Regions from separate parts of the Homo sapiens genome. Here regions 1 and 2 are each linked to region 3. A link is a loop called in an ENCODE intact Hi-C map of the cell type or tissue named here. Cell type or tissue: PC-9. All regions are shown on one strand. Region 1 overlaps LOC105373891 (a long non-coding RNA gene). Region 2 overlaps LOC105373895 (a long non-coding RNA gene). Region 3 overlaps LOC105373893 (a long non-coding RNA gene).

Region 1 (8,000 bases), 260 kb before region 3:
GAACTTACATCCCTGTTTTCCCGCTCAAATGTTGCCTTTTCCAAAACTACCCATGGCCCACCCTGCCCTCCATCCTATGCCCATAAAAACCCCAGGCTTAGCCAGCAGAGAGGAGAAGCAGCTGGATGTAGGAGACTGTTGGAGACTGTCAGAGACTACAGTTGGATGTCAGATAGAAGCGGCTTGACTTCAGAGGGACAGCTTGATGTCGTAACTTCGGAGATTTCCTTTCCCACTCTGTCCCCTTTTCAGCTCACCTTCCAGCTGAGAGCCACCTTCATCGGCAATAAAATTCCCTGCATTGCCCATCTCCAATTCATTTGTGCGACCTCATTCCTCCTGGATGCTGGATAAGAATTCGGGTGCCACAAGTGTGGGTGCAAAAGGCTGTCACAGTGATCCTCCACTGAGCTGTTAACACTTAAGCTGTTTGCAGATGGCAAAGCTAAAAGGGCACTGTAACACTCCTTCTGGGGCCCTAGGGGTCACAGGCACCCCACTAGACACTGCTGTGGGGCCCACATAGTTTTTCTCCTGCTGGCACCCAAAAACACTTGCCCTGGCTCCTGCACCTGTTCACCTGTGCTTCCCCTCCTCCCACGAGGGTGGAAGACAGTGGGACCAAGCGAGTAGAGTCCACCCCTGCTGGCACCAAAGCAGTGGCTAGTTCTAGTGCCTGTGCTCTCCAGTTCCCACTTGTGAAGGGGTCAGGGAAATATCCTACTTCATTTCTGGGCATTGAGAAAGAAACACAAGGGCCTGGGAATTGGGAGACTTGGGTTGTTTCTGTTCCTAATTAGCTGTGATCTTGGGCAAGGGACAAACTTGCTGGGGGTCAAGGTCTGCATCGTTTATTTAACAAGCACATAGTAGTTGCCTACCAGTAGGCAGATCTTGCAGTAGGAGTTGAGAATAGGAAGATGAATGGGATGTGGCCAGCTCTAAGATGCTCACCAGTTAGTTGAAGAAGACAGATACTCCAAGGTGTTGGATAGGCATTAGAAGGGCTGGATGAAACTTTAGTTAGAGCATCAGGGACTCAGCAGTACAAAGGTGCATTAACATTTGCCTTGAGTTACAACAGTTTTAGGTAGAGGCAATTATGGGGCTCTGGTGAGCTTTAGAGGTCTTGGTTACCATGATCTAATTGGAATTACCTTCTGTGTGCAGGGAGTACTTTACTAACCCCTGTAGTGAGGCAGAGACCCCCTCCCTGGGCATCAAAGCAGAAAATTAGGTTTTGTATAAACCATTATATATAAACCTCTTGTTGACTGGCTCTGATAAGAAAGCCATAGTAAGCCCCCAGTTCTTTGTTATTTGCTTTGCAGCAACTTTGCCACCAAGAGTGACCGGCAGGGTGTCTGTGTTTTACTTCAACTCCTAGTTGAAAGAAAATCATTCTTTGTTAATCGCTGTATTGTAATTGTGAAACACCACGTTTGAGGAAGAGTTTCAAGGCAGAAATAGCCTTGAGGTCTAGTTCCCTTGTTTTTTAATTTGGAATGAAGGAAATGCTCTCATCTGAATTCCCCTATAGCCTGCAGGCAGTGGCATTCTAAGCAGCCTGCACACAAAAAAACCAGATCATATTTTAAGAGTCTTTTTTTCTCTCACTCCATTTACCTCTGTTCTATTCAGGAGAATGAAAAAATGGGAATCTTTATTTTTTTAAAAATGCCTTAAAAAATAACATCAAAACGTCAGTCTTTGCCATTTTCCAGTGCCTGGGGAATTGGCACATGTCTTCAATGCTAAAAGAATGTACTTTTCATGTTGCTTTGCATTGCAAATGAGCTTCATTCTTGGAAGACCTGACAGAGTAGGGGTGGCACCTTCACCATTTGGTTTCCTGATGCCCAGAGCGATATGGGGATTCATGAAGTCCAGTGTGGCTGGTGGATAAGATACTGGCTGCCAGAAAGTGGTAGCTCTGGCTCCTTGGTCAATTCTGAGACTCTTCTAGACCTCTGTGCTCATCACACATGCAGGAAGTAAGGATCCAGGGTCAGCATGGGGGCTGGCACCACCCCTTCTAAATGTAGGCATGGAAACTACAAGGCAGGCGTTTCCGAGAAAGAGACAGAGACTATGAAACTTACTTTGAAATCATCCATAGTGATTGAAATACAAAAAAAGCACATTGGTTTTCTGAATCATTTTCAAGTTATTTTGTTCCCGAATGCCACTCCTCCATGGATCCTCTTCTGAATTCCCATTGTCTGTTCCTCCTCACCCTTGGTCTTGAACTTTCCCCTTCCAAGCCCTAGAACCCTTGTGAAACGGCCTTTGCAAAAATTTTAACAGTGAGATAATTATCACGGTAAAAGAGATCTAATATAACCAACCCCCATCTTACTTTTAACCTCCGAACTGCTCTTAATCATTCCTGGGCTTAGGCCAAGCTAACTTTGGGAGCTACTTAGTTTATAATTTGAATGATATTAGCCCTTCCCCAAAACTAAACCACTTTTGTAAAGCTAATGAAAGACCACCAGGTTAGGAGAATGAGGAGTCTTACCAGCCATTATTCCAAAGGTCACAAGATTTGTAACATCCCCAATTACTCCTGAAGATAACATGACTATTGTAGAACCTAAGATTGGCCTTTTGAGATGTCTTTTCAGGTTTTTGCATTTCTGGTGACCAATGGCTCTAACCTGGAACCGCCAGCCAGTCCTTTGTCCCCACCCGAAGTCAATTCCCTGGTCTGCCAAACTATCCTTGAAAAACACTAGCCTCTGAATTTTCAGGGAGATTGATTTGAGTAATGACTCTGTCTCCCAAGTGGCATGGCTGGCCTTGTGTCAGTTAAACTTTTCCTTTATTGCAATGTCATGGTCTCAATGAATTGTTTTTGTCTGTGAGATGGGCAGGAAGAACCCATAGGTGGTTACACTTGTGCTTCCTTTGAGGGCCTGACCTCCAGCTTGGGAGGAGCAGCTGGGCCCCAGCATCCCTGCGGGGAACTGAGCTAGGCCCTCTGGTTGGGTTAGTGAATGTGTTAGGCAGCCCCCAGTCCTCCGCTGCCTTTGTATACATCTCCACACATCTTGCTTTCCCATTACTTCCTTTAACATTTTTCCCCTTAGTGTCCTAGCAACTGTCATGTCTACAAATTAACCTGAGAAAAATGTTGAAAAGGCACCGCTCTTACAGCCTGTGCTCCAGCTCCCCTGCTTCCTCCCAGCCCTTCCTCTGCTTCCTCTGCCTTCTGGTACAGTCATTAGTTGCTCCTCCAATTCCCCACTTGGCTGGCTTAGCTGCCTCTCTGCATGCCCCATTCCCATCTTTCTGTGTGCTCTGGTCCTCTCTCTGTCCTCCACTAGACCATAAGCTTCTTGAGCAAAGGGGTTGTCCCTTTCCATTGTGTAGTCCTGGCACCTCCAGCACAGTTAGGGTGCACGTAGTAGGCATTCAGCAAACGCTTGCTGCATTAGGTTGTACATATGGTTCACATTTTCTAGGAACGTCTGTTTGTTCTGATTATCTGCCAGCCAAGTATACTCTTGGGTAGAAAAAGGGAAATGGACTAAAAGATGTGGTTCAAGGAGTAGTCAACAGCCTGCTCATAATTACTAGTGGCAATGGAATAAGCATAAACTTTCTTGCATAACTAATCAATATCTTAATATATCTCCATTAGCAAGGGTGTATCTTATGTTATTGTTATTAAATATCTACCTATTGTGTCAAAAAGGTTTCAGGGTAATTGTTATTGATGGTTAAAATCTTGTCGGCTGCTGACCGTAGATTTCTTTTTTTAATGGATGATGATTGGCTGAGATTTATTTTTCCTGTATTGCTATAAGCCAGATTCTCCATTAAGCTATAAAATATTATGATACACTTGAAGCAATGTAATGTGATCCAAACACACAGTTATAACTCATTTCATTATTAGTCTCATGTGCCAAGACATTAGCATAGCAGTTAACTAGTACTGGGATAAGAGTGGTGCTCAGGAATATTTTTTAACAATCCAATTGCATTAGTGCCAGCTATAGTTTAACCATCGGATGGTTATACTCACGTGCATAATGATAATTGAGCAATAGAATGCTGACATGAATTTTTGAGGCAGAATCTCTGTTTTTAGCTTTAAATACAAAAATCCAATCCAGAGAACAGTGTGATATCTACCAGCATTTGGTAGATTTCAGTTTGTTAGAAGAGGCTCGGGTTCCCTTTGTCCTCTGTGGTTGGTACCTGAGTTGTAGCTATTTAGAAATGGATTTCTGGAACAGTCTAAATCTTCTGTGCTGTTCTCATATTTCCCTGTACTATCCCAGAGGAATGAAACTACATCATCCGGCCTACCCTTTGTACCCAAATGTGGTTCAGAAATCCACTTTGTCTGAGCTGTTGTCCAGATTTTTGTTGTAGGCACTTAACACTTCTCCCATGGAAAGCTGCTGGGATAGAGTATATGAATGGCCCCAATCCTTCATCCTCGCCCTGGTTACATCCTTTACAATGTAACGTTGCAGTTCCTGCCACTAAAGAGGAGTGATGTCTCCCTGCCCTTTGACTTTGGGTTTGGCCATGTGACTTGCTTTGGGCTGTTAGATGTCACATGACTTATTCTTCACTTCCTGACTTTCCCTACTTGGTGTTCCACTTGTGCTAAATCGTGTGCATTCCTGGAATACATCACACACCTTGGCATCACATATTTCCTATTAATAGTTCTACAATATTCTCTCATGCATCCCCACATCCACCACACCCCGAGGGCACCACACTCTTTCAGGGCACTGCTGACTCATTCTTCAGTCAACACACAGTCAAGAATCATCTTCTCCCGAAAGCTCCTGCCCCCTCACCTCCCACACGCCCCAGGGTCCTTCAGGAGCACCTTCTGTTGCTGCACTTGTTGCCTTGTTTTTTAATTTCTGGCTTCTTTTCCTATGAGTTCCTGAAGGGCAGGGATATATTCTTCTCCATATTCCCAGGGCCCAACACAGTTCCTTGTGTGTAAGTGGTAAGCCAGCCGATTTCAGCCCTTTTTCCTTTGGTTGTAACCGGCTTCATTCCAAGATAAGATTGAGTCATGCTAAAAAAAAAAAAAAATTGAAAACACAGGATAACAATTAAGTAGATGAAAATTTAGGAGAGAAAGGAAATAAGGGGATAAAGAGATGATGAAATAAAAATTCAAGTTGGAGCCCCAACATGCCAGGAAATCCTGTATAATTGTTATATTTAGGCCTCTAATTAAGCTCTAAGCTTCTAAGTACCAAAGCAAAGGAGAAAAAACAGGAATGGTTATAATGTTCGGTTTAGATACTTCATGAAAGAAGATGTATGTAAGGCCAATAAGCACATTGAAAGATGCTCAACATGATTAGTCATGAAGGAAATGTAAGTTAAAATCATGAGTTACCACATTATACTCACTATATTGGTTTAAATGAAAAAGACTGACAATATCAAGTGCTATTAGAATATAACGCAACTGGGCTCTGACACAATGCCGGTAAGAGAATAAAAGTCTGGCAGTATTTTATGAAGTTAAACACATACCTATCTTGTGACCCAGCAATTCCACTAAGTAACTGAGAGACTCATTCATGACTTGTACGCAAAAGACTTGCACGTGAATGACAACAGCAGATTTATTCATAACAGCTAAGAACTGGAAACAACTTAGTTGTCCCAGGGTGAACAGACAGTTGAATTGTGGTATATTCATACAATGAAATAGTACTCAACAATGAAAATGAACAAGTTGCTGGTATATGCAACATGGATATATTTCACAGACATTATTTGAGAGACAGAAGCCAGAGAAATAAGATATATATATTATATAATTCATATGAAGTTCTAGAATAGGTAAATGTAATCTACAAGGAGAGAAATCAGATCAGTGGTCGCAGGGGATGGGTATAATATGTGAAAAATTTACTGTAAAGAGACATGAGACAATTTGCTGGTATGATGGCACTGTTGTAAGTCGGAGTCAGCCAACTTCTTCTGCAAAGGGTAAGATAGTAAACATATTAGGCTTTTCATATTATGGTCTGTGTTATAACTACTTAGCTCTACCATTATAGCCAAAAAGTGGCCATAGACATGTAAACGATGAACATAGCTGTGTCCCAATAAAATTTTATTTGTACATTGAAACTTGAATTTCATATATAGTTCACATGCAATGAAATGTTATTAATTTTTTTCAACTATTTGAAAATATAAAATCCATTATTTTCTGGCCATACAAAAATAGGTGGCAGGCCAGAGTTTGCAGCTCCCATCCTAAATTTCAACTAGGGTGGTTGTTACCTGGGAATATCCATCTGTAAAACTCATCAAATTACTGTCTAAATTTTTGTGTTTATTTTGTACTTAATTTTAAGCATAATGTAAATTATGTTTAAAAAAATTTATAGTTTACACGTAAGATAAAGAATGTGTATTTATCAATCAGCTGAAACCCAGATTTTCAGGATAGAAATTTCTCCTCTGGGTTTAAACAAGGTAGAAATTAGATGGTTACTGTTTGGCCACTGGTGGGCTGGCTCTTGCCTGCAGATAGGTTTTACTTGGCCTACAGAGTGTTAAGCATACATGATTTGAATTGGACTAGCCCTTCGGGCAACCCTCATTAGTTCTGCAGATTCCCTGATAACTTAATTATTATGGGCTCCTTTTCACCTTTTTACAATCAACCTCTCACTATTCTTTTTTAAAAAAAACTTATTATATATTATTATGATATTTTATTACTTATTGAGACAGGGTCTCACTCTGTCTCCTAGGCTAGAGTGTAGTGGCGTGAATGTGGCTCACCATAGCCCTGATTATTATGATATTTTATTACTTATTTAGACAGGGTCTCACTCTGTCTCCCAGGCTACAGTGTAGTGGTGTGAATGTGGCTCACTATAGCCCTGACCTCCTGGGCTCAAGGGATCCTCCTGCATTGGCCTCCTGAGTAGCTGGGACCACAGACACATGCCATGTCTGGCTATTGTTTTTTTTTTTTTTGCAGAGACAGGGTCTTGGTAAGTTGCCCAGGCTGGTCTTGAACTCCTGGGCTCAAGCAGTCCTCCCACCTTGGCCTCTCAAAGTGTTGGGATTATAGGCATTAGCCACTATGCCTGGCCTTGCTATTTTTTTTTTTTTTAAGATGGAGTCTTGTGCTGTTGCCCAGGCTGGAGTGCAGTGGCGTGATCTCGGCTCACTGCAACCTTCATCTTCCAGGTTCAAGTGATTCTCCTGCCTCAGCCTCCCGAGTAGCTGGGACTACAGGTGCACACTGCCATGCCCAGCTAATTTATGTGTTTTTAGTAGAGACAGAGTTTCATCATATTGGCCAGGCTGGTCTGGAACTCCTGACCTCATGATCCTCCCACCTCCCAAAGTGCTGGGATTACAGGTGTGAGCCACTGTGCCCAGCCATTATTCTTACATTTAAGTTGTTTCCCCTGGAGGCAGTGTGTATTTGGAACATGTGCTCATTTTTATTCATTTTTATTTTTTAGCATCTTTAAATCATTTGGGGAACAAAATGTGAGGGTAGGGCCACTCACATTTTTTTTTTTCTCAGAGCCTGGCATAGTGTTTGCACATAGTTGGAGCTGAGTCAATACTGTTAGACACATGCATAAGTACATTGATGAAAAAGTGTCCTTCAGACAATCTTCACCATGTTCATTCCTCACAAGAGAGTTTTGATAAGAATTAAGAAGCAATGAGTCTGAGACGATGTTGTCTGGTAGGAAAGCAGAGTGGTAAAATCAGTAGTTGTACCCTTCTATGTGTGCACAATGGAAAGTATAGACAAATAGCATGTGATCTAGACCTGCACTGTTCAATATTGTTCACGTGTGGCTATTTAAATTTAAATTAATTAAAATAAATTAAAATTGAACTCCTCAGTTGTGCTAGCCACATTCCAAGTGCCCAACACCACATGTGACTGACTACTGTATGAGATGGCACAAATAATATAGAACATCTCCAACATCAGAGAAACTTCCACTGGACAGTAC
Region 2 (8,000 bases), 390 kb after region 3:
GCCATTTGGGACATTTGGCTCAGTTTGAAAATCCTAAAGCAACATTCATATTTTAGAATTAGAAATTCCGCATACCTATCTATAGTGTACACTGATTTGAACTGAATTTGAAATAAACATATCAACAGTAAATCTTCTTAAGGCTGGTGATGGCACATACTTTTGAAATGCTTAGGTATAAACAAAGCAAGCATACATTTTCTAGGTCTCACTATACAGTCATAAAACACTTGGCTATAAATCAGCATGGACCACTTTAATTTCATTTCTTGCCCACATAATCAAAACATGAAGCTCTCTTTTCTTTAACACATAATTCTTCTCAATCATTACATAAATTGCCATATTTCTTAATAACAAAGTAAATGCTTGGGTTCAGCTATGATTTACAGATTGGGTAAATTATTAGCTATATGGTTGTAATATGCTGATCTGCTTACAAAATATGTGTTTTAAGTAAATACGTCTATGACTACAGAAGAGAATGTTATCCATTACTATTTAGATCTTTTAAATATCTTCTCTATAGCAGGGGCAAGTACTTCCAACTGGGTTATATTATTTGTGTTAATTTTTTTCAAGGCTTCATTATCGAAACCTGCAAAAGTTGATAAGGACGTGCCTTCATACAACCACATTTACTATAAGGATGTCACATAATCTTTTGTCACTGATTCACTTTCCAACTTTCAGAAATTATTTGACTAAGTTGAATTTGCTATATTTCCCAGTTCCCTGATGCCATTGATTGTATAAGGCACCATCAATTTATAGATAATCTTTCTGAGGGTTAAGCAGGGATCAATTTTGATAAAAGTAATGTTGATTGGCAATGAGCTGTGAAATACATTCTGCCATTATCATCTAACACCAGAATTTTTCTGAAGGAAAGAGTTGTTTTGGTGGGTAAAATATTTTGTTGAAGATTTGGAGCTGCTGCTCAGCAATTCAGCTCCTATGTGTCTTGGAGGCAAGATTCCATGTCTCCAAGACACATGTGACTGGATTGCTGAGCAGCAATATGTGTGTGTGTGTGTATATGTGTGTGTGTGTGTGAGATGAAGCTCTGCATACAGACCAAAGACTTTGGAGCTTGGGGTGGGGCAATCCTGAGATAGTAAAAAGGCGGGGAGAGTGATGAGAAGGACATGTACAAATTGGAAGTGAAGCCTTCCAGTTTGACTTCTTCATATCTCCCACCAAATCTTCAGCAAATCATGCATGCTTACAGAAACCCTAGTGGGAAGAGGATTTCGTAGAACTTGGTGTAAAGGCCAAAAACGTTTCACACCTGAGTAGTGGCAAAGATGTAGGGGCCAGGCTCAGAAGAACTATGGAGTATAAATCCGAGAGTCAGTCCATGTTGATACCAATAGATCTAGTGTGTTTATTAGAAGAACGTACCAGTTTAGTTATACATGCCCTATGGAGGAAATTTAGTTCTTGTCAGTATTTCTTCAGTATAGTCAAAGCTGCAAAGAGCACCTCTACACGTCTCCTGAAACACACAGAGGAGAACTTCTCTCAAAAATGCACCTAGAAGTATTATTTTTGGTTAATTGTAAATTTACTACATATTTACTACAAATTATCCTCCAAAGTAACTATATAAATTTATGCTTTGATATTCATGAATGAAAGTTTTCCTTTACCCTTATTTTTGTGAACAAAAGACATTATCTTTCTAATTGAGTATGGGATGCTATTTTATTATTTCATTTATTTGTATTTAGTTAATTTATTTTTTGCTGATTAGGAGTGAGACTGGGCAGTTTTTCTTAACTGTATTAACCAGTATGTTTCCCTCTTCTGTGTATTGCCTCTGTTTTCTTTGGCAGGCATTGCTAATTGTCTCTCCCTATCCATCCTTCGCTTCTTTATCAACAGATTCTAATTTTATTTGAGATCCCAATATGCCCAGGTAAACTTATTTTCTCCTTTCACTTGAGTCTGGAGTGGGGGCCGTGTAACCCAGCTCTGGCAAATGGAAAGTGGGAGTCACTGGGGCCTCCAGGTGAATTTTTGAAAGGCAGGTCTTTTACTTGTGTCCCTGGCACGTCACTTCTGTTTATTTCTGGAGCACAGACCTGATACCTGGAGAAAAGGAAGAAGACTGTCCTAGGTGAAGAGAAAGTCTATTGAACAGGAAAGAAGCCAAGCCCTTGATGATTTCCTCAGACGGCTGTGCTGACCCTAGATGGCTTCTTTCCCTACCTCTGATTATGAGAGGAAAATCAGCCTACATTTACTTAAGCCGCTCTAACCACATTTCTTTAATAAGTAGCAACATGTCATACTATTACGGTGTCTTTGTCCCATTTTTAATTAGCTTGTTTTTTTCTTATTGATTTCCAAGAGTTCTTAATATATGATAGATAAAAATCCTTTGTCAGTTATATGTGACATAAATATCTTCTCCCAGTGACAGAGATTTTGTTCTGACTCTTTCTCTAACTTCACTGTGGGTTCTGAAAACATTGCTTTCCCTTTCTAGATCTTGGGTTGGTATTCTGTAAAATGAAGAGTAGAGAGTATCCAAGGATTTTTCCAGCTCTTATATTCTGAGTTCACTGATACGGGCTTAATAAACATGTCTCTGAACAGCTTGCACAGAGTGGCTGGTCAGCCACAGCCAGTCATCTTGATAAAACTCTTTCTGTCCCTACTGATCGATCACACAATCCAGACTGATTACTTAAGAGACTATTTGCAAACCATTCTGGTTAGCTGTAGAGTGATCCATCTTTTTGAGCATGTATAAAAATACCCTTACAGCTATAGAGTTGAAAACTGTCTTACATTACCCAAGGCAAAAAAAAAAAAAATCATAGGAAAACAAAAGAAGAATATTACAACATTTCAGCACATGTAATGTTAAACTAAATGGACATGAGTTGTCAACAGAACTTGAAAACAGCATATTCCCCTAATAAACAATAGAAGAAAATGGTGAGTAATTCTTGATATGTTTCAGAAATGCTCATTAAGTTCTATTATAAAATAACAACTTCTTGAAGTAAAGTAGTTTGCTAGTTGTCAGTTTTGGATTTGATTTAAAAACAAATGGTGGATAAATCCTAAAAGTCAAACAAAACAACAGGTAGATTAGAATGAGTATTTATTCAAGATGGTCTGTTTTCCACTGTTACTGGGAAAAGAAAATGATTTTAAAACTGGGAAAAACCTCCCCTAAATTTCAGATTTTTCTTTGTGCTTGTGTAGAAGCTGATGTAGAAAGGATTATGAGAAACTGTTTGGATGAAATTGAGAGAATACCTTTTCAGGAGTCAAGACCATCTTGGACTTCAGCCTAGCAACACCAGCCCCTACATGAGTACTGGGTTTGCCAAAGGGCTTTGCATGACTCTTTTTCTAATTCCTAGGCTCTGGAAGAGACGAACCTGCCAAGCTGTCTAGAGCTGCAACTCTCAAGTTGGTAACAGTTTACATGAGGTTTACCTGAGAACTGAGTGCATGAACACACTAACCTGATTCAAGTGAATGATATGTGTGAGTAAATAAAGTTTTTAATGCAGGGAGTGGAAAAACAAACAGAAAAACCCTAAGGTGATTAATCACTCCCATTCTTCCCTTACAAGTCTGTTTATGGAAAACGTCAGAGCTGCCTACTTTATCTCATCCTTCATCTCCTGACTCATTAGCTTTTCTTTGTTATAAGTCAAGGGTCCTCTGGACCCTAAAGATTTCTGGAGTCTAATGAAGGAGTTAGCCTAATGTTGTCACTAACTGAACTGGATGGGTAGTCCTGACTTTCCAATGCTAGGTCTTGGGCCTCTCTCTTTCTCTTGCTTCTCTGTGAGATACAGAAGAGAGATGCCTGGGCTTTTTCCTTAGAACCACACAGACTCCTGCTATTGCCTTCTCCCTATTTGTGGCAATGCTGACTCACCTCAGACAAGGTGCCAACATGGCCCCACCCCTCCAGTGCCACCCAAACAACAGCAGCAACACCCAGGAGGCCCATAAACCGAGACACCTCTTGGGGTAGCTTATCTCTGCACAGTGACCACTGGGAGCTGCTCACCTGTCCCACTGGAGTCTGGGTTCCATATCTTTAGATTCTCTCTTGCTGCTAGCAAAACGGCTTCCCTCATCTTACCCTGCTTCACATCTTCATTTTGGTGAGGGTCAGAGGTAGGTTAGGAGCCCTGCAGTCAATTTGTGTCTGTAGTGAGGCAACTGAATCCACAGCCCCTCATCCACAGGTCAGTTTAAGAGTAGTTGAGGCCGGGCACGGTGGTGAATGCCTGTAATCCCAGCACTTTGGGAGGCCGAGGCAGGTGGATCACCTGAGGTCAGGAGTTCGTGACCAGCCTGACTAACATGGTGAAACCCCGTCTCTACTAAATTAAAAAAAAAATAAAAAATTGCCAGGCGTGGTGACGCATGCCTATAATCTGAGCTACTTGGGATGCTGAGACAGGAGAATTGCTTGTACCTGGGAGGTGGAGGTTGCAGTGAGCCGAGATCATACCATTGCACTCCAGCTTGGGCAACAAAAGTGAAACTCCGTCTCAAAAAAAAAAAAAAAAAAAAAAAAAAAAAAGTAGTTGAACCTAGACCTGAGAAATCTTCCTTGCAAGGTGTCAGGTCCAGGCATTACTTCTGCCCCTCATCCCAGGCTCCTTTCTCACTGATGAAGGGGACTCTCTCAGTGAACCCACCATTGGCTGCATCCGTCCAGCAATCTCTTTCATTTTCTCCTCTCCTCTCCCCTTACTTACTATTGTCTGTGAACTTGAATAGATTTATCTGAACTCCAATTTTTGGCCAGAGTTCAATTATTTCTTTTTCTGTGCATGTTTGTGTTTTTGTTTGTCTGATAGACTAGTAATGATTTCCATAAAGGTTCGTAAGAGGTATTTGTGTGAATTTGTTGAGTATATTGATTCTTTTTCTCTTGGAATGGGGCAGTAGAAATCTTTGATGTCCTTTTCTATATTTATTGGACCACCTGAGTTTACCAGGAGTGCTGGTGAAGTGTTTCCAGCCCACTGAATGTTTTTGATATTAATTCGAAATGTACATCTAACTTGATTTAAAAAACCAAAACAATGGCTCTGCAAAATGAAAAGAGTAAAAAACCACCCTTGATCTACTTTGTTGAGTAATCAATCCCTTCATTTCTTCCCCATAAGTTAACATCTGGTGGATGCCAGCCTTGATTTACATGCTTATCTGTTCATTCATTATTAAAGTGAAATAAAGACCTGAAAGTGTCTATGTAAACAAGATACATGATATTTTTGTCCATGTAAAAAGTTCATTCTTCTGTATTTTTTCATCATTCAAATTTTGCACCAAAACAACATGTTTTCCATTACAGTAGTTTTATAGTCAGTTTTTATATCTGGTAAGGTAATCATGATAAATATTCATCTTTTAAAAAATAATCCTTGATATTCTTACCTACTGATTTTTAAATATGGATTTATAATAATTTTGTCCTCAGAACCACCACATCAAGTTATCACTAACAATTAAGTTATACCCATTGTATTGGAAATAGTGATAGCTTTGTAAAATTTCATCTTTCCATTCAGGTATATGTAAGTATATATCTTCATTTATTAAAGTGTCCTAGTACGATTTGCTAGTCAGGGCTCACCAGAGAAACATAATAAACAAGACATATATCTATTACCTAAGTTGACCCATAAAGGTACCCATTGCAATACGATTTTTCAAATTTCTTCAAATCTTGTGCATATTTTCAAAGTTTATTCCATAATAGTTCATGTTTTTGCTTGCTGTTATAAATTATGATGCCTTTCTCACATTATGTTTTTAAAGTATAACATTCTGGCATAAGTAATGCATATAAAACTTGTAGAAAAGTTCTTGGCACATGGGAAGGTCTTAATGAATACTGTTGTTCTGTGTATATTTATTATGCATCTAGGCACCTGTCTTAGTCCATTTTATGCTACTGTAACAGAATACCACAGACTAGGTAATTTATAAAGAGCAAAACCTTATTTCTACACTTCTGGGGGCTGAGAAGTCCAAGAGCATGGTGCCAGCATCTGGTGAGGGTCTTCGTGCTGTGTGATAACATGGCAGAAGTGCAAGTAAGAATGAGAAATAGAGAGGAAATTGGGCCAAACTCATCCTTTTATGAGCCCACTCCCAGGATAACTAACCCACTTCTACAATAATGGCATTAATCCACTGACCTAATTACTTCTGAAAGTCCCCACTTCTTAATAACATTACAATTGGAATTAAGTTTCAACAAAAATTTTGGAGGGAACATTCAAACCGTAGCAACACTTAATACTCTCATACTAGTTTTAAAATTTCCTTTTCTTAACTATTTTTTCTTATAGTTATAAATAATATAATCTAGAAATAAGTTTAATTTTTACCCATTATTTCAATAAATGCCTTGACAAATGGAATTACCTGAAAGTAAAAATCTTCTGCATGGCCAAAAAAAAAAAAAAAGAAATGAAGAGACAACCCACAGATTAGGAGAAAATATTTGCAAATCATACATTGGGTAAGAGGCTAATATAAATAACATATTAGGAACTCAAACTACTCAACAACAAGAACCCAAATAACCCTATTATAAAATGGGAAAAGGACTCAAATAGACATTTCTGGGAAAAAAAAAAAGCATACAAATGACCAGCAGAAATATTAAAAAGGATCAATATCTCTAATCATCATGGAAAGGCAAATTAAAACCACAATAAAAATAACCTCATACCTGTTAAAATAGCTACTATCAAAAAGATGAAAAAGCAAGGGTTGGCGAGGATGTGGAGAAAAAAGAGTGCTTATACTCTTGTACACTGTTGGTGGGGATGTAAATCAATAAATGCATTGCTTATTGTTTTGGCTGTATCCTCAAAAACACATCTTAATAATATTAATAAAAGAAGACATCTTGGTCTTCTTCCTGAGAATAAGGGGAACCCTATTATTGCATGTTAATTTTCTCCACTAAATTCCCTTTGTTTTATTTAGGGACAGTTTTTGCCTTGTTTATCCTGGCCTCTTTCATACTTTGTATTTTTCTCATTTTCAGGTCACCCTTAGTTGTCTATTTTTAGCAATGTGACAATAAAAGCCGTTTGGTAACTCTTCGTACACGGACAGAGCTTTTAGTCTGATGGACTTTACTGAAGAGTGATGGGGATGGGAAATTTTTGTGATGCTGCCTCAAATGTCAGAAATTGGGGACTTTCAACTTCTCCAGCTTTTAAATCTCGTTGACTCCTTTGTTTGAAAGCATTACCCGGGCCTTCAGGAGTGTTGCACACAGGGTGTGTGCAGAATTAACTATACAGACTTTAAACGACTCCCTTTTGCTGTCAGGCTCATGTCTTGTTCCTTCTTTTTCTTCTATACCTTGTACCTAATGTTTCTGAGTCTCAAATCTTTCTGAGATACTGGAGAGGTGGAATGCCTTTTTTTCCTGGATTATCATTTTAAATTCTAATTTTGTTTGTTTGTTTGTGTTTTTTGAAACAGAGTCTTGCTCTGTCACCCAGGCTGGAGTACAGCGACGCAATCTTAGCTCACTGCAACCTTCACCTCCAGAGTTCAAGCAATTCTTGTGCCTCAGCCTCTGGAGTAGCTGGGACTACAGGCACTCATCACCACGCCTGGCTAATTTTTGTATTTTTAGTAGAGACAAGGTTTTACCAAGTTGGCTAGGCTGATCTGGAACTCCTGACCTCTGCCTCAGCCTCCCAAAGTGCTGGGATTACAGGCATTGAGCCACTGCACACAGCCAAATTCTAATAAGTCTTTAAATTAATAATTTTGTTAGCAGCCTGATTTAGAGCCTTGTAAGATGTGAAAACATTATTTAATTTCTAATTTTTCTAAAAGCTTTTAAAATTAGGAATTTCAACGCCTTTAGGAAACTCTTGAATTTTCTGATTGTTTTTATTATTTACTGATGATTCAACTTTTCCTCCTCATTCTCTAATTCTTCAGCACTAATTGAGTATTCGCTGTGCTGT
Region 3 (8,000 bases):
GCTGTGATGATTAAATAAAATAAGGAATATCAAGTTCTGAGCACAGTCTGGTGCATAACATGTGCTCGATAAATTTTCCATGATGATCATTGTCCTGTTATCTATTTTATTATTTTACAACTCTTATCTGTTCTCATGATGATTCCTCCACCTACTGGGACCATGAACAGTAAGCTGTCTGTGTTCAGTCAATACCTAGCTCAATGCTTAGTATTTGGGGTCCTTAATAACTATTTGAATGAATGAACAAAAGAATGAACAAATGATAAGATTATGACAAGAGATTTTTATTGATAAGTGAATTTCTAAATGGAAATGCTGGGAAATCTTGTTGAAATTATCTGAGGCTCAGAAATGACTGGTAGTGTGAACAGCGAGGAACTAGGTGAAAGAATGTCTTTGGGTGGGAAGAAATCCAGAACGCAGAGCCTCTGGCTCACTCATGTGGGCATCCATGTACAAGTGTTTCTGTCTCTGACTGATGACAAACCTTTCCTGGAGGGCTATTAAAATGCTTCTATTCTTAGGTAACTTTTGAACTAGGTATTTTGCAGGGAAATGGGAAGTTTCTTTGACCTTTGAAAATCTGCCCCTAATTCAGTTTCTCTGGTTAGGAAATGATTCCTCTGGATTAACTAGTATTTAGGGTAGTATAACTACAGTTAAAAAACAAAGACCCAAATGTGCATTTCTTGCTCTTTAACCACATTGGGAGGGAAAATATGTATTAATACATGGGATGGCTATCTTCCATTAAATAATTCAGGGAATTCAGGTTAAGAGAGGTTTGCCAGATCACCTGGGGATTATCTCCCAGTCAGCTGAATGGGGAAAGGAACATGAGCTGCATGGAAGGTTTCTTAACAGCAGCACTTATCACTCTTGTCTATATTTTATTGGCCAGAACTCAGTCACATGACCACACCAGACTGCAAGGGGATCTGGGAAATGTCATGTCCGGTTGGCACTTTCTAGTAACAATGTGCAATATATGAAGAGGAACATAAATATTTTGTGAACCATGAACTGTCTTTGCCATACTTTCAAGGAGACCTCTGGGAAGGATGATTTACTGTAAATTAGTTTGTCCCTGCCAGAGAAAGGAGATCTTTAACAGGAAGGTTTTATCCTAGAAAAGGTTGGGGTAAAAGGTTCAGGGACATCAAAGCTGAGCAGTGCAGTCCAGCTGCGGGAAAGAGAGCTGGGACAAGCCTATGTCCTACGGTCCTGGACTCCTCAATGTGAGAAGTAGTGCTTCAGGACAGGACAGGAGAAATACAAGATAGAGACATAAAGTCATCTAATTCACACTTTGCCAAGGATAAGAAATGGCTGCCCTCCAAGGAGCAAAATGGTGCTTGTGGGCGGCCTTTGCAATAAAGTACTTACAAGCCATTTGGGGGCTCTGCTCAGGTGTCTCAAGCTGTGGGGAAAGAATAAGGACATGTTTCCCCCATACTACTTTTACCCCTTCAAGAAGAAGAGGCAGGCTCATTATGTCTCTAGGTGGATTTTATAGTTCTGGATTTGAGCCTAAAAGTTGCATGTGGTTTTCAAATACTTATTTTATCACACTCCATGATTACCTCCATTATGTGTGGCTAACATTGAGTCTTTTCAGATTTAGTAGGGATATAAAAGGTTTAAATAAGACCAATATCAGATGTGTCTGGGATTCCATTTCTTGCATGCGCACTGTAAATAAACGCTAATGAAAAATATTTGAGTTCCAAATTCTGCCACCCCAAATCCTACAAATATGCACATTAAAGCCCCATAATCCCATAAAAGCCTTTTTACTTGTAAATAACACTATCTTGTTTTCCATCTCAAATTTCTTCTCCTGTAATTACACAATATTTGGTTTCCCCTTTTTAGGCAATTCAAATTAAAACTTATTTCATTTCATAATTACAAACATTCATTTTGAGTAAAGACTAATCTGACGGGAATTTGGTTCCAGTGATATTGTAACCCAGACTTATAATAGCAAAGCAATCCATCTCCTGACTAATGTCTTGGAATCTTTTACAACTCTACCCCGGCTAAACATTTGCCTTTGGAAAGTTTTATCCTTTTCCTTGAAATAATAATGCTTTATTAAGAGCACAGTGTGATTTGAGTTTTTTAAAAATAATGATTTAAATCAAAGACTTCAAGATATAAAGAATTTAAAGGGTGAGCCATTCTACCCTCTTAGTTTTGGGTTATTTTATAACTCCCATGAGCTTTAGAGTGGAACGTTGCTTAGAAAAATGTTCATTATTAAGTTAGGTTTCAACTGTTTCCTGAAAAAAGGAGAAAGAAAATATTCTTTGTCTGGGTATCATAATAGGTGATAATTTTGAAATACTAGATAAAGTATATGTTATTGCTATTCCGAGTATAGATAGAGTAGAATAAGATCATGGCTGACTGATCATTTAGGCATAGAGAGTTAATATCTAGGAAAACACAGTGTTCATTAAAATGAGAGAAAAACATCACATGGAGTGTTTGCAGAGTGATCATTGCTTATCTATTAATGTATAAAAACCACTCCAAAACATGGTGGTTTAAAACGATGCATTACGTTGATTACAATGATTCATTCCTCTCCTGTGTCCTGGGGGTTGATGAACTCAGCTGGGTGGTTCTTGCTTATTGGGGTACCTCATGTGGTTGCAGTCAGATAGTTGCTGATGCGGAGACATCTGAAGCTTCTATTCCTTGTATGTCCAGCTTTGAGGCTGGAACACCTGCAGGCTGTTGGATCTTTCTCTCTCCAATGGTCTCAATGTGTGGCTAGCTTGGTCTTGTGCACAGCATGGGGGTGTCTCATGTTGTGAAGAAGTGGAAGTAGTAGTCCGTTTTCTCATATGGCAGCTTGTTTCCCTCCTGAGGAAATGCTATAAGAGACCAAGGTAGGGGCTGCAAGGCTTTTGTGAGCCTGGCTTTGGAATTCCTGGAGGATCACTTCTGCTTCATTCTGTCCGTTGTGAGTGAGTCATGGGGCCAGTCCAAGTTCAATGGGAGGGGATTATCTACAGTCATGAGTAGAGGAATGCGTAGGTCATTGGAGGGCCACTTTGGAGACTGCTGACCACAATCATCAAGCAGTTGGTTCGTTTGCCTACTCAGATCATTTTAATGGGTGAAATGATCGCACTAAATCACAGATGTTTGTATTCAGAAGGATTTGAAGTTTGCAGGAGCAAAGGGAGCAGAGAAAGTTTCTTTGTTAGGTCTACCTCACAACTGTTTGAATAACCTGCAAGTGTGAGTGTGTGTGTGTGTGCATGTGTGTGTGTCTGTGTCTGTTTGGTGGAATTTTTGATTACTCTGACTATAGTTGTACAATTGACCCCTGAACAATGTGGGTTTAGGGAAACTGATCCCCTCACAGTTGAAAGCCCGCATATAACTTTGACTCTCCCTAAAATTAACCACCAATAGCTTGTTGACCAGAAGTCTTACTGATAACATAAACAGTCGATTAACATGTAAATAGACTGGTATGTACATTTGTCTTATGCATTCATGACATACCTAACCTTTTCTAGGCTCTGTGGTTCATCTTTGAGTTTTTTCAAATTGTTGCAAATCTTTAAAAATTTTTCCAAAATATTTATTTTAAAAAAATCTGTAGATAAATTGTCCCACACAGTTCATACTCATGTGGTTCAAGGGTCAACTATAGTTTGATTCAGAAGGAGAGAAATATTAAGTGCTTCCATTGTTCCAGGTTTTGTGCTACATACTTGAAGCATTTCATATAATTAGTGGTAGTTTAGTGGTCATGTTCAAATCCTTGGTAGCTTTGAAATTCACGAGGGCAAGTTACTTAACTTCAGTGGGCCTCTATTTTATCATGTGTAACATGTTCGTGGGGCTTTTGTTCATGGAGAGGAGCACTCAGTTCCTTTTGCACTTTCTCAGTATCCAATTTATTAGCATTATGAATGTACTAATCAATGAGTATTTTAAAAAATATAAAAGCTTAACATTCCTCTAACTCTTCATATACTATTTATACAACAAATAAATTAAAAGTGATGAATTTAACAAATTACATTTTCCCAAACATGTAAATAATTACCGGTTAAATCTAAGATTTCTAAATATTAATTAAAATTATAAGTCTAACATCATATTCTTGTAAATGTTTTAAACACTTTAGAAAGCAGACAACACTCATACAATATTAATGTGTTTATAGTACTAATCAAGAATCTTACATGAAAACCTGGTATAAAAATGGTAATATATCTATTTGTTTCTTCATTATCTCTGTTCTAATTTGGTTTGCTTTTCACCTGGTAGATTGATTTGGTACATTTACTCATCTGGAGATTTAGATGACCTTCCCAGACCTATTGATGTCATGGATACAGGTTAACATTTTTGTTCCCCGTCCCTTCCCTCAATCAGAGCTCCTAAATCCCTACTGTTATGATCTGAATGTATACCCCCAAAAAACATGTGTTGGAATTTAATGGTGAATGTTGACAGTAGTAAGAGATGGAGTCTTTGGGAGATGGTTAAGTCATGAGGGTGAAGCTGTTATTAAAGGGCTCGAGGGAATGAGCCCTTTAATAATACTCTTTTGTCATGTGCGGACACCTAAATGGTGCCATTTATTAGAAATAGGTCTTCACCAGACACCAAATTTGCTAGCACCTTGATCTTGGACTTGCCAGCTTCCAGAACCATGAGAAATAAATTTTTAGTGTTTATAAATGACCCAATCTGTGGCATTTCGTTATAACAGCACAAATCAACTAAGATACCTACCCTTTATTTTTCTTCATATCATTTTTTTCAGCTAATATGTGTATTTCATTAATTTTAGTGTCTGTATATCCATGCAAGAATATAAGATCTATGTGGACAGATTTTTTTTGTCTGTTTTGTTCACTGCTGTGTTCTCAATGTCCAGAACAGCACCTAGAGCACAGAAGTTGGTCACAATACATATTAAATAAACAGATGATGAACTTTGGACTATGATATAAATTAGCCTATGTGAGTCAGATATTTCCTCTGTAGAGATTCCCAAGTGAGCAGGCTCTGATCTAAGTCAGGCGTTATCCATTACATGGTAAATTGTTCAAATTATTGCTTTTGCTTGAGGTTGTAATTTTTGTGTTTTGTTTTTCTTTTTTTGAGACAGAGTCTTGCTCTGTTTCCTAGGCTGGAGTGCAGTGGCGCAATCTCGGCTCACAGCAAACTCTGCCTCCCAGGTTCAAGCAATACTTCTGCCTCAGCCTCCTGAGTAGCTGGGACTACAGGCATGTGCCACCATGCTCAGCTAATTTTTGTATTTTTAGTAGACACGGGGTGTCACCATATTGGCCAGGCTGGTCTTGAGCTCCTGACCTCATGATCCGCCCACCTCAGCCTCCCAAAGTGCTGAGATTACAGGCATGAGCCACCTCGCCCTGCCAGGTAGTAGTTTTTATTCCTCTTGATCAAGAACTTCTCCTGGATCACACTGATTTATATACTTTATTTATAGAAACTAATATAAGTCCATTTTAGAGCTGCTTGCTTTGAACTGGGGCCTAGACTATGTTAGACACATCTAAAATTTTGAGTCACTTTGGTGCCTTGCATTGACAAATTTCTTATTGGCTATGAAGACCTGTAGTATTGAAACCTATATTAAAATGTTGAAGAATTAAATGGGGTAATCCACATAAGGTAAATGGAACAGCACCTGACAGATATTAAAATCTCAATATTATTATTCTTACCAATATTGCTGTTTTCAACTGTCCTTGCTACAAGGCCATTTGTTTTCTCTATTGGTATTTCTGAGGAATTCCAGTCCAGTCTGAATGATAAGATATGTTAAAAGTTATACATTGAAATAGTTACTTGACAGCAAACCTGTCCATTATATATTACACCTATAGAACCAAATGCTATATCTCTCACAATGAGCTAATAAGCAAATATAGGAAAATAAATAACTCCTAGAGTAGTAAAGAATTATCTGCTCTCAACTTCCCCTTCCTTTTTACACAGATCCTTGGTCTACAGATTGTATGACTACAAATATATACGAAGCTAATATTTGTTGATCACATCTTATGTGCAGTGAATTTTGCTATTTTTTATTTATTACAACCAATAGCCAACTGAGATATGAGCTTGTTCTTAAAGATAGGCGTTTTTTTGCATGCATTTTATGGATATGGGAACTAAGGCCTAGGTTGGGCACGGTGGCTCACACCTGTAATCCCAGCACTTTGGCAGGCCAAGGCGGGTGAATCATTTGAGGTCAGGAGTTCAAGACCAGCCTGGCCAACATGGTGAACCCCATCTCTGCTAAAAAATACAAAAAATTAGCAGGGCGTGGTGGTGCATGCTTGTAATCCCAGCTACTAGGGAGGCTGAGGCAGGAGAATCGCTTGAACCTGGGAGGCCGGAGGTTGCAGTGAGCCGAGATGGTGCCACTGAACTCCAGCCTGGGTGACAGTGCTAGACTCCATTTCAAAAAAAAAAAAAAAAGAAAGAAAAAAAGAAAAAGGTGAAAAAACCATCTTAAAGTCACACAGCTAAAAAGCATCAGAATAAGAGTTAGAACTTAGAACTCACATAGGACTCATACAAGACCAACTGGATTTTTTCCATTAGACCTTGTTTCGAGGGAAGGGCAGTGCTTCTGTAGAACATATGTTGCTGTTGTTATGGCTTTGACTGTTCAATTGTTTTTTCAATCCACCCAATATGAGTTTATCATTTAGCCTCTACTCAATTTTTATTAAGTAAATTTTCCAAATGAAAACTTGAATCCACTATGGCCAGATACCTGTTGCCAAATATATGAATATAAATGGCATTTATTTGTTGAATACAATGTAAAATTATTTAAATGTAATAATGGTTTGTTATGCTAACATATAATTATGCTAGTACTTCAAGAAGATAAAGTCCTAGAAATGGAATCACAAGTATACACATTTTAAAATTAAATGGATATTGTAAAATTACCCTCCATAATAACTGTAATAATTTACCCCTCAAAATGCTTTTGCTTGTATAGATGTTTCCAACTTTTAAGTTTTGAACTGCTATTCTAGACAAGTACTACTTTAATATGTATTAATTTGTTAGCAATATTGTGTCTTTTTGTTTGCTTATTAGCTATATAATTTCATGTGTTCTATGAACTCTTGTTCATTTTTTTGCTCATTTTAATGTTGAGGGTTTTTTCTTATTCATTTGTAGGAGATTTTCTTATACTTGAGATTAACCCTGACCTTTGTATGTGTTACAAATTATTTTTTCACATATTCTATCATTTATCTTTCAACTTTGACTACAAAATCCATTTTTCTGACAAAATTATTTCTAAAATTTTAATTATTTACATAAGTATAATTATATAAATTATATCTATTATATTTATATACTTTATATAAATTATATCTATTATATTTATATACTTTATATAAATTATATCTATTATATTTATATACTTTATATAAATTATATCTATTATATTTATATACTTTATATAAATTATATCTATTATATTTATATACTTTATATAAATTATATCTATTATATTTATATACTTTATATAAATTATATCTATTATATTTATATACTTTATATAAATATATAATTATATTTATATACTTTATATAAATATAATTATAAATATATTTATATACTTTATATAAATATAATTATAAATATATTTATATACTTTATATAAATATAATTATAAATATATTTATATACTTTATATAAATATAATTATAAATATATTTATATACTTTATAATTATATGTTATATTTATAATTATATTTATATAATTCATAATTATATACATTATGTTTATAGTTATATAATTTATAATTATATACATTATATTTATATTTATATAATTTATAATTATATAAATTATATAAATTATATAAATTATCTTTAATTTATATTATATAATCTTTATATTTATATAATTTATAATTATATAAATTATATACATTACTTATGTAAATATAAC

The links. A loop is a pair of places that touch in the nucleus more often than their neighbours do. Peaks named below come from ENCODE experiments on the same cell type or tissue, not always from the same donor. Only the 100,000 strongest peaks of a DNase experiment are listed, where the experiment ranks them.
Region 1: it touches region 3 in a loop (17-fold over the local background); 2 of 110 quality-filtered maps call a loop at or near these places.
Region 2: it touches region 3 in a loop (9-fold over the local background); 2 of 110 quality-filtered maps call a loop at or near these places.

What each region holds. Positions count from the first base shown.
Region 1 is chr2:219,964,176-219,972,175 of GRCh38, forward strand. The region is part of intron 1 of LOC105373891 (a long non-coding RNA gene); the gene reads left to right. Among named protein-coding and RNA genes, the nearest start is that of MIR4268, 62 kb to the left of the region's middle. RefSeq lists enhancers at 487-1,152, 1,153-1,818, 4,208-5,407. In PC-9, no CTCF peak of the experiment used is centred here; DNase peaks (open chromatin) are centred at 1,476, 4,746 and 5,526; H3K27ac peaks cover 1,864 bases.
Region 2 is chr2:220,616,170-220,624,169 of GRCh38, forward strand. The region is part of intron 1 of LOC105373895 (a long non-coding RNA gene); the gene reads left to right. Among named protein-coding and RNA genes, the nearest start is that of MIR4268, 710 kb to the left of the region's middle. RefSeq lists an enhancer at 2,984-4,183. In PC-9, no CTCF peak of the experiment used is centred here; DNase peaks (open chromatin) are centred at 3,542 and 3,942; H3K4me3 peaks cover 1,426 bases; H3K27ac peaks cover 3,287 bases.
Region 3 is chr2:220,225,823-220,233,822 of GRCh38, forward strand. The region is part of intron 2 of LOC105373893 (a long non-coding RNA gene); the gene reads left to right. Among named protein-coding and RNA genes, the nearest start is that of MIR4268, 320 kb to the left of the region's middle. In PC-9, no CTCF peak of the experiment used is centred here; DNase peaks (open chromatin) are centred at 1,899, 2,629 and 3,029; H3K4me3 peaks cover 2,719 bases; H3K27ac peaks cover 4,902 bases.